2 separate regions of the Homo sapiens genome follow, and region 1 is linked to region 2. The links are chromatin loops, found by intact Hi-C in ENCODE. Cell type or tissue: OCI-LY7. All regions are shown on one strand.

Region 1 (5,000 bases), 650 kb after region 2:
CTACCGATGGCTTTTTTCATTCAGTTTGATATTTTCTGGTTCTTGGTATTGTGAGTGATTTTTTGATTGAAAACTATGCATTTTGGTATTCTATGATGAAATTCTGGATCTTATTTAAACCTTGTCTTAGGTAACATCCTGTGATGCTGCACCATCAGGGGAGGGTGATACACTGCAACCTCTGTGACCACCAAGGTTGGGAGATGCTCCTCGTTGCTGCTGGGGTGGGGTGCTGGCTCCCACTAGGCCCCTGCTGATCCCACTCTGGTTGGGAAGGGTAGAGGTCCCTAATTTCTGCTCCCCAGATGGTCTCCACTGACGCTACCAGGGGGTGGCCTCATTACTATTGGAGCCAGTGGTTAAAGTCTTGACTCTCCCCATTTGGCCTTCTCTGACACCACCGCAGTGGGGAGGGGGCAGACTGACCTATTATTGCTGGGTAGAGGAAGAAGTCCAGGCTCCCCAGATGGTCTCCAGTGTCACTGTAGTGAGGCAGGAGGGGAAGGGAGGCCTCATTACTGCCAAGTGGAGATGAAAACCCCAGCTCCCTACTAGGCCTCCTCTGACAACCATAGTGGTGAGGTTGCATTGCCTCATTGTAGTCTCGTGAGTGTGGAGTCTGCACTCCCCACTGGGCCTTTCCTGGCATGGGTGAAGGTGGGACCACATATTTTTCTGTGCTGCCTGGCAGGAGGAGTCTTCTGTTTCCCCTACCCCTTCCCCTCTTCCTCCTCCTTCTTCTCTTTCTCCTACTCTTTCTTCTCCTCATTTTTTTCTCCTCCTCTCCTCCTTATCCTCCTCCTCATTTACCTCCTCTTCTTCTCCTCTTCTTCCTTTCTCTCTTCCTCTTCCTTCTCCTCCTCCTCCTTCTTCTACCCCTTCTTCTCTCTTTTTTTTTTTTCCTTTGTGTGCGTTAGCTTTTTCCAGGTTGCCAGCTTCTTCAGCTCTAACTCTGGAATGTATGAGGCACAAACAAAATTCAGGGAGTTCCTGCTGTGTCATTCTTTGGGTCTTGAGGTTCCTAGCTTGGTCTACTTTCTAGTTCTTACCTTTCAGAATCTTTTATGTTTGTTTTAAACGTAATGTCCAGTGTTTTTAGTTGGACTTAGCAGAAGGAATAGGGATGAGTATGTCTCCAGCATCTTCCTGGGAAAAATGTGCATTTTTGAAATATATATTGTATGGTTGGGTGTTATTTTTCATCCAATCTGAGAGCCTTCCACTTTTAATAGAAGGTTTGTCTCACTTATGTAATAAATCTTAATCCTGATATTGAATGTTATGTTTTGTGTACTTTCAAAATGTAACACATTAATCAATTATCAATAGGCTGTTATTAGCTGCCCTTTCCATCAGGCAAGGTTTTCAGGAACACACCAAGTTGCCTTGTTCCCATCCCAATTCCAGTTTTTTACTATTATTATTATTTTATAGAGACAGAGTCTTGCTGTATTGCCCAGGCTAGAGTACAGTGGTTCAATCATACCTTAATGTAACCTCAAATTTCTAGGTTCAGGTGATTCCCCAGCCTCAACCTCCTGAATAACTGGAACTACAGGCATGTACCACCTTGCCTGGCTAATTTACTTTTTAGAATTTTTTGTAGAGATCTATGTTGCCCAGGCTGGTCTTGAACTCCTGGCCTCAAGTGATCCTTCTTCCTCAGCCTCCCAAAGTGCTGGGATTATAGGCATGAGACACTGCCCTGGCTCATCCTGTCATTTTTACAGTTCTAGAAGAGATAAAGGTGGAAAGATTTTCCCAAAGATGAAAACATTCCATCAGGAGACCCAAGAAGAGGAAGTGATTGGTTGACTGGGGCCTTCATGGTGGCCATTTTTCTGACATTTCATCCAGAACTAATTCCCTCCCTCCTTTTTTTATCCTTCCCTTCCTTGCTTCTTGTGTACTGGGCATTTTCCTGGGTTCTGGGAGAGGAAGGGAGCAGATCAAACCAGTATTTTTCTTTTTCCCCATCTCAAAGTTTTTATCTATGGTGCTTTGTGGGTTTCTTTTTTTCCAATAGACTTTTGAACATTGTGAAATTAGCCAAAAAGAAAGCAGCTAAAATTTAGTAAGGGCAAGAGGAAGAGTTAAGCAGGTGCAGAGAGCAGAAATCTTCAAGTCTCTTAACGTTTCCAGTTTTTAATCAGGGTGCAAATGTGGTTGGTTGACGGCAGGGAGCTGCTTCAGTGTGACTGCTAGGCTTTGCTGCCTTCGTCAATCCATCCAGCGTGACTTCCCATATAACTTTAGTGTTTACATCCCCCTCACTGTGTGCTGAAAAGTCTGGGATCCCCCTAGACACCTGGTAATTCTGTTAATGTCTGCTAGTCTGGATCCATATCTCAGAAGCTCCCTGATGGAATTTCTCCGTGCTCTTGGCAAGTCACAAAAGAGATGTCTCCTGGGAACTTTAGCATCTTGATCTCTATTTAAATGGTGAAATGATAAGTCTTGGCCAGGCCCTGTTCTCTCCTCCCACTAACTTTAGTCTCCGAGAGCCAAATTTTGCTCTCAGTTTCCTATATATGACTTCTACCAAATCCTTCTAATTTTCTTTTGTCTCTAGTGATTTCCTCTCCTGCTGTCCTGTCTTCTAAAGCAGTCTGAAATGAAATCTGCCCCCAGAGCTGTGCACAGAGGAAATGGAGAACAGATCATTCAAGAAGGAACACCCCACCCGCAAGCCGTGCTAGACTCGCATGGGTAGGCATCCCCAAAGCGTTGCACCCTCCACGCCTGGGCGGCTCGCTGCTTTTCTGAACACCAGGATTTGTACTTCCTAGCTGGTTCTCCATTTAGATACTTATTTAGATGCTTGACAATGAAGTATCAAGGAGCAGAGCAGGTGTAATGTCCTCATATACTGCTGCCATCTGTGCGCTCATATGCTCCTCTTAGGCAGTCGGGCACATGTAGAGCTTGCTTCTGATGGCATTTGGATTGGAAAGACATTGGCCCATTTCTCCTTATAGCAGAACTTTGTGGAGGAGCTAGGCGAAGTGTAAATGCACAGACAGCAGAGCAGATCTGTTTGTGGCAAGAGAGGGAACCCCTCTGCCTTCCCCCTCCTAATCCCCTACCACCCCTCTCCCTCTCTACTCCTGGCCCCTGGCCTGGACACCATGCTTTCAGAATAATTCTAGAGCAACTATTAGCTGTTGATGGCTTCTGCTGCATTCCCTCCCAGAGACACCTAACTTTGACATTAACTACTGGAAGGCCCGTAAAGTCTTCCGAGCCAAGGAAGGAATATTGAATGCTATAATTTCAAGACAGCTATAGGTCAGCTGGGGAAATGTGCACAGCAAGAATGGAAGTTTCTGGATACCCCTCCCCTGGGAAGGCAGCTGTCTGGGGCCCCTATTTTGGCAGTCAGCTCTCAAGGCATGCATCAGTGCACCTGAAACACTCTATAAATGGAAAAGTCAGAACACAACGTGTCACATCGACACCACCAGCATGCACAGTGGAACCCACACAGTTGGTTAAATTTAAATTCCTGCAGAGACATGGGGACTTAGCTCAAATATCACCTCCTCAGGGGAGTCTTCCCTAAACCCAGGTTGAGTTGAGTGCCCAACTGAGTGCTCCACTAGCTTCCCAAATTCCTTTGCTCTCGGCACTTAGCCCACTCCAAGGTGCTGAAGTGTCTGTCTCACCTATTTGTCAAGGAGCTACCTGAGGGTGAGGGCCACATTTTATGGATATTTGTGCCCTCAGTGCCTAGCACAGTGCTGGACACATAGTAGGCACTCAAAAATGTTTCCGAAGAGGGACCATGCCAGCTGCGTCCAGAAAGCCACCAAAATGACCCTTTTGCTGACTTACTATGGAGCCTGGCATACTACCATGAAATTTTTTTTTTTTTTTTTTTTGGAGACAGAGTCTTGCTCTGTCACCCAGGCTGAAGTGCAGTGGTGCGATCTCGGCTCACTGCAACCTCCGCCTCCTGGGTTAAAGCGATTCTCCTGCCTCAGCCTCCTGAGTAGCTGGGACTACAGGCATGTGCCACCACACCCGGCTAATTTTTTGTATTTTTAGTAGAGATGGGGTTTCACCGTGTTAGCCAGGATGGTCTCTATCTCCTGACCTCATGATCCACCCACCTCAGCCTCCCAAAGTGCTGGGATTACAGGCGTGAGCCACCATGCCTGGCCTAAATATATATATATTTTTTTGAGTTAAAAAGTTAGCCCTATGCCTCAAAGATCCCTTTCCAAAACTGAAGCTCATTAGGAGGGATAATTGTTACCAATAATTTGGGGGGTTGGTTTGAGCTGAGCTTTGCAGAATACTTGACATAGGCTTGGCACTTGCAGGGGACCTCTAGGAGTGAAGAGAGTGAAGTATCCCGGGCTTCAATGGCATAGGAATGAGAGAAAACCATTTGTTGCTAGAAGTGTAGGTCTGAAACCTGATTTCTATGTCACCAGTAGTTCTTCTCCCAACTTTTTTTTTTTTTTAAAGTTGGGGTCTTGCTGTGTCACACAGGCTGGAGGGCAGTGGCATAAACATAGCTCACTGCCACCTCGAACTCCTGAGCTCAAACAATGCTCCTGCCTTAGCCTCCAAATCTTTTCCCTTATTAAATATAAAAACATTAGAATATACTCTTCAAGTGAGCCAGGTACTAGAAAAACACTACCTGACACACAATAGGGACTCAGTAAACATTTGTTGAACAACTTATTTTAGGAACACTGCCAGCCACACTCTTACTTCTTTCTGTGTGGCTCTAGCTTACGAGGATAAGAGAAGGTGGAGGGAAAGCTAGAAGGGGCCAGGGCTGGATTCCAAACCACAGCCCACCCACAACTCTTTATCTGCCACTCTTTATTACCTGTGTTATGGGAACTCTGCCACTCTTTATCAGCTGTGTTATGGGAATTCAGAACAAGGACTGACACTACTGATCCTGGACTGGGTTTGGAAATGCAGTCATACCCCAGAAAAGAATCCCCTTTTTTCCATGTGGAGGCCCAATCCCATTCCCA
Region 2 (5,000 bases):
TTCTTTGTTTTAAATCTCTCAGTGTAAACAGAGTAATTATATAACCCTTTCCTGCAACCCATTTATTACAGTGTTTAAAAAAATAATCTCAAAAGACGCTGTCCTAAGTCAGGTGTGCTGAGACATTTTGTTTTGAGTTTCCAGAATTACTGCAATCCTTTGTTGTTCGCCCTTGGTCCCTGCCCCATTTTGCTCTTGGGAACAGGAACCAGAGGCTGGCACTGGGCACCAGGCTCAGCTCTGCAAGAGCAAAGCCAGACCAGGACAAGAGCTGTTGATTTTTACAGCCATGTTTAACTAAAATTCCACATAGAACATTTTCTAAAAACGCAAACTTTGAACCATTTATTATGGAACATTTTTTTCTTATAATTTTTGGTAGAAATTTCTTTTCAGTAGCTTTTTAAAATTATAAAGTCAACATATAGAAAATAATAGAGGGGCAAAGAGAAGATAAAAATGAAACATAATCTCACCATCCAGAGATACCCACTTTTGACATTTTGTTGTATTTCTTCCCAGTTCTCTGTATATACACATATATGTGTAATTTTATTGTTGTTTTGGAATTCGTTGTGTATAAATTTTGTACTATAGCTTTCCACTTTGCATCATATAACTATGTTTCTGCATCATTAAATAGTCTTGAAAAACACCATCTTGAAGTTGCTACAATAGATTCCATCTTATAGCAGTGCCATAATTATTTAACTGTTCCCATATTGTGGGACAGATGCACTGTTGCCAGTTTTTTTACAACTATATATAAAGCTTCAATGAACATCTTTAAAAAGAAGTCCAAGTTTCTGACTCCTTCCTTCCCATGGTTTGCCAGAAGGGTTATTGCCAGGTGGAGGGATATAAATTCCTTTATTATAAAGGCCTGAAACCCAGATTGCCAAATTGTTTTCCAGAATAGTTCTTCCAAAGACACATGCCTGAGGCTGCCAGCAACTGCCAGCAACCTCAGCTGGGGGCTGTGGAGGTGAGAGGAGGCCATTTATTCATTGCACATTCTTTCTGTGATTTATGAGATGAAGAGAGAGGTTGAGATTTGACTTGTTGCTTACAGAGCCGTAGGCCACAACGGAGGAAGGGAATGAATGAGTGTTGAGAATGCACCTGTGTCAGATCTGATGGGAACCATAATGACCCAATGCCTATCACCCAAGCTGTGGTGAGCAGTAACATCCAGCAGGTGTGTGGACTCCTGAATTCCTGACGTTTCTTCTGACTTTTCTCTGTACCCAGTTAACAGCCAGCAGGTTCCAAGCGTGCTCAGGTCAGGCTGGACTCTCTCTCTGAAGAACATCAAAATTGTCACTTTACACGTAATTGTAAGTACACAGACTCTGGGAAGGCAGTCCTTAGGGTGTCCTGAGAGGAAGTATTGGCTTTCTGCAGTAATGTTTCTCTTTTGTTCGGGTTCAGAGGCTACTTTTCTTGCTAACTGCTGAGTTCTGAGCTCCTGGGTGAAGTAGATTCTGAGTGCCAGTGAAGCAGAACATAATGATCCTCAAATTTAGGTTTATTTCTTTAAATAACCATAAAAAAGATTTGTAGAAAGGTCTTAGCTAAAAACACGATGCCTGGAGCCAGCCATACGCTCAGCCAATGTTCGTGATGCTGAAATGAAATGAAGTGACGAATGTCACCCCAGGAGGTGTCCAAAGAGCACCCTCCAGGGGTCAAAACCTCTACCAGGCATCCATTGCCACCTCTTCCCAAGACAGCTGAGGGCCCAGGACCAGGGCAGAAGGTCAAGCATTAGACGCTCCAGGTGCCTTGTCCCCCAGGCTGGCATCTGCCCGGTGCCAGGTGCCAGTAGAAATGTGAGAAACAGTGTCCTGCTGCAGGTGTGTGACACCACAGAGCCATGGGCTGTCGTGGCTGATGTCCGTGGGGTTGAATCTGGGCTTCGGTGGCTCTGCAGACATTACTTAATCTCACTCATCATCACATCCTTCATCTATAAAATGGGCTTACAGGCTGTCCACCTTTTGAGTGGTTGGAATCACTGATGGAAAAGTTGATATTGGAAGTGTACTGAAAAACTTAGGAGGGCTGGGCACGGTGGGTCACGCCTGTCATCCCAGCACTTTATGAGGCTGAGGTGGGTGGATCACTTGAGGCCAGGAGTTCAAGACCAGCCTGGCCAACATGGTGAAACCCTGTCTCTACTAAAATACAAAAATTAGCTGTGCATGGTGGCACACGCCTGTAATCCCAGCTACTTGGGAGGCTGAGGCAGGAGAATCGCTTGAACCCAGGAGGTGGAGGTTGTAGTGAGCCGAGACTGTGCCACTGCATTCCAGCCTGGGTGACAGAGCAAGATTCGGTCTAAAAAAAAAAAGAAAAGCTTGGGAGTTGCTAAATGAATGTTACCTTCCATGTGCCTCGTCCCACAGATTGAGCAATCCAGGAGCAGAGGCAGTGACCTAGAATCACTAGGGGTGATTATCATAAGAGATTTTCAGTATGTATGGGGGCCTTTGGGGGAGATATTTTCCCTCGAACTGAGGGAGGTCTTCTTGCGTCTTCAGGTGGTGCTTGTCCCACGGGCAGGATGCACAGTGGCTCCTACACATGGGGTTTGGCAACCCTGTCCCTCCTCACCTTGGTGCCCCAGCAGTCCCTTCATATTTCTGTCCTTCGCATCTTCTCTGAATTCCTGAATTCCTAGCTGCTGCCTTGGCAGCATGGCCTGAACACTGTGCCCACTGGCGGTCGTTTAGAGGGCAGAGGTGTTCCCTGGGCTCATAGGGAGCCCAGCCGGGCACAGGGCACAGCACTTGCAGGTGGATGGAGGCTCAGGAGGCACAAGGGTATTGCGGGCAGATGAAGTGGGGCTGTCCCCTCGCCTGCCCTTGCTGAGAAGGAGACTCTGGTGGGGTCAGAGGGTCCCAGTCCCTGGCAAGGCAGCCTAGTGGGTACCATTTGGGAACAGGCAACTCATAGCCTACTGCCGCTTGTGCATGGTTCAGCCTATAGAAGGCAGCCTTGGCTTGCAGCCCAGTCCCAGTTCCTTCCAGGTGGGACCACAAGACCTGAGCTATGTGACACAGAGCATGACAACTTTCACGTGGGCCACCTCTTCTAGAATGGCTATGAGGCCTGACAGGTCCCTGCGCCCCCTTGGACAGCTAGACTTGTGACAGTAAGTGATCAAACAGGGACAGGGCCTGGTGTGTGGCCGTCCCTCTGCCCATAGGAGGTTACCAGGTCTAGGCTGAGCTGGAGCTCCATAGCACTGGTTTCTAGAATAGTGCAGATGCTGGGCCTATCCTGGAGGCTACACTTAAAATAAAAAAAGAACAAAAAAATCTTTATTAGGGTGTAACTCTTCACAGTTATTCCTAGTGCATAGGGGAGCAACTGTTCATGATGTTTTCTGGAGGCTTCTTAAAGGAAACCTCTCACCCTCTCTCGGGTGTGGCACTTGGCTGCTGGGAACAGACAGTTTATCTTGCAGAGAAAACTGTTTTGCAAGAGGTTTCCCACCATTATGGTCTGAGGGAGGGTCCCTGCCAGCTTTTCTTAGTCACTTGGGCTTAGAGGGAAGGTGGTTTTCGTTTTTTTTTCTCTGTTCTTTTTTTCTGAAGGCAAGAGCCATCTGGGGGCAGGGCACACATGGGTAATTACCCTGACTTGGAGAGACAAAAGGACTGCTGATCAGCAGTTCTCAGGGCAGCTGCAGGTGGCTGATGCTTTTGGTGGAATATCACAAAGTACCCAGGCTGGGGGTGAGTCAGAAATCCTTAGGTCACTTGTGGTTTTCTTTCATGGTTTTGCTGTGACTATTAACTTGTTTTTACTTAACAAGAAAAACAGGTGTTTGGGTGTCTGTTTGAAACAGTGCTGCCCTGCTGTTAGCAACTCACTGTAGTCACGAGGCTGCCCTGGCTTGGCGACACTGAATACCTAACTGGAATAAGGAGCAAACCCTGGAAGAAGCCGGAAGCCAGTCCCGTGAGAGGGATGGGGCATCCCTGAGCACAAATACAGAACCTGGTTGTTGTGAATTTAAATCGAACTTGGAGTCAATCAGCCAATTCATTAATTTGAATTGCTTACTTACTGCGCCAGCCCCTAGCACCCTCCTGCACAGCTTTGGAGATGAACTTCCACCTTGGAATAAGCGTGTGTGCTTGGATCTTGGCTTTGCTTTTGTATGTGTAGCCAGGTGAGCCGGCAGCTCTCACCTGAGTTGTGTTGCTTTCTGGAGGGAAATAGAGGCAGTGCCTTCGTCCACATGCTGCTGTGGGTTTTCTTTCCACCTGGCCAGGCAGCCAGATGCTGCAGCTTTTTAAGTCTCATTAACGTCAACGTGTGCACTGCCCGTTACCAGTACCAAGAGACTGACAAGAACTCCTGCCTCCCCAGCTGCAGGTGCTGAAGGCTTCCCTCAAGTCCTTAGGCCTTAAAGGATGAGTTTCAGGCTTTCTGCAAAGACTATCAGAAATGGGAATCTGGCTCAAAGCAAGTCTGTGCAATTCTGCACAGGGATCAAAGGAAATGGAGGCACCAGTTTGAGTCCTGGGCCTTGGGCCTGGACATGGCTGGGATCTGCCAGAAAAACAGACCAGGAACTCTTTTTTTTCTCTTTTTTTTGAGACAGTTTCTTGCTCTTGTCACCCAGGCTGGAGTGCAGCGGCACGAACGCAGCAACTTACCGCCGCATTGACTTCCTGGGCTCAAGCGATTCTCCCACCTCAGCCTCCCAAGTAGCTGAAACGACAGGCATGTGCCGGCTAATTTTTCAGTTTTTTGTAGAGATGGGGTCACACTATGTTGCCCAGGCTGATCTCTGACTCCTTGGCTCAAGTGATCCTCCTGCCTTGGCCTCCCAAAGTGCTGGGATTACAGACATGAGCCACCACGCCCAGCCTGCTCTTTTTTTTTTTTTTTTTTAATTTCTTTAAAAAAATTTTTAAAAAGAAAATTGGGTGGAGAAAAACAAAGTGTTTTTTAAAAGAAAAAACAAAAACAGGAGTGGGGCT

What was found. Peaks named below come from ENCODE experiments on the same cell type or tissue, not always from the same donor. Only the 100,000 strongest peaks of a DNase experiment are listed, where the experiment ranks them.
Region 1: it touches region 2 in a loop (5-fold over the local background); 1 of 110 quality-filtered maps calls a loop at or near these places.

What each region holds. Positions count from the first base shown.
Region 1 is chr2:111,055,670-111,060,669 of GRCh38, reverse strand. The region is part of intron 16 of ACOXL (acyl-CoA oxidase like); the gene reads right to left. Among named protein-coding and RNA genes, the nearest start is that of ACOXL-AS1, 57 kb to the left of the region's middle. RefSeq lists an enhancer at 3,176-3,375. In OCI-LY7, no CTCF peak of the experiment used is centred here; DNase peaks (open chromatin) are centred at 2,159, 2,699 and 3,429; H3K4me3 peaks cover 2,028 bases; H3K27ac peaks cover 3,524 bases.
Region 2 is chr2:111,704,718-111,709,717 of GRCh38, reverse strand. No RefSeq gene overlaps it. Among named protein-coding and RNA genes, the nearest start is that of MIR4771-2, 64 kb to the left of the region's middle. RefSeq lists enhancers at 2,899-3,682, 3,683-4,468 and a silencer at 3,552-3,846. In OCI-LY7, a CTCF peak has its summit at 2,954; DNase peaks (open chromatin) are centred at 3,067, 3,727 and 4,317; H3K4me3 peaks cover 2,413 bases; H3K27ac peaks cover 3,898 bases.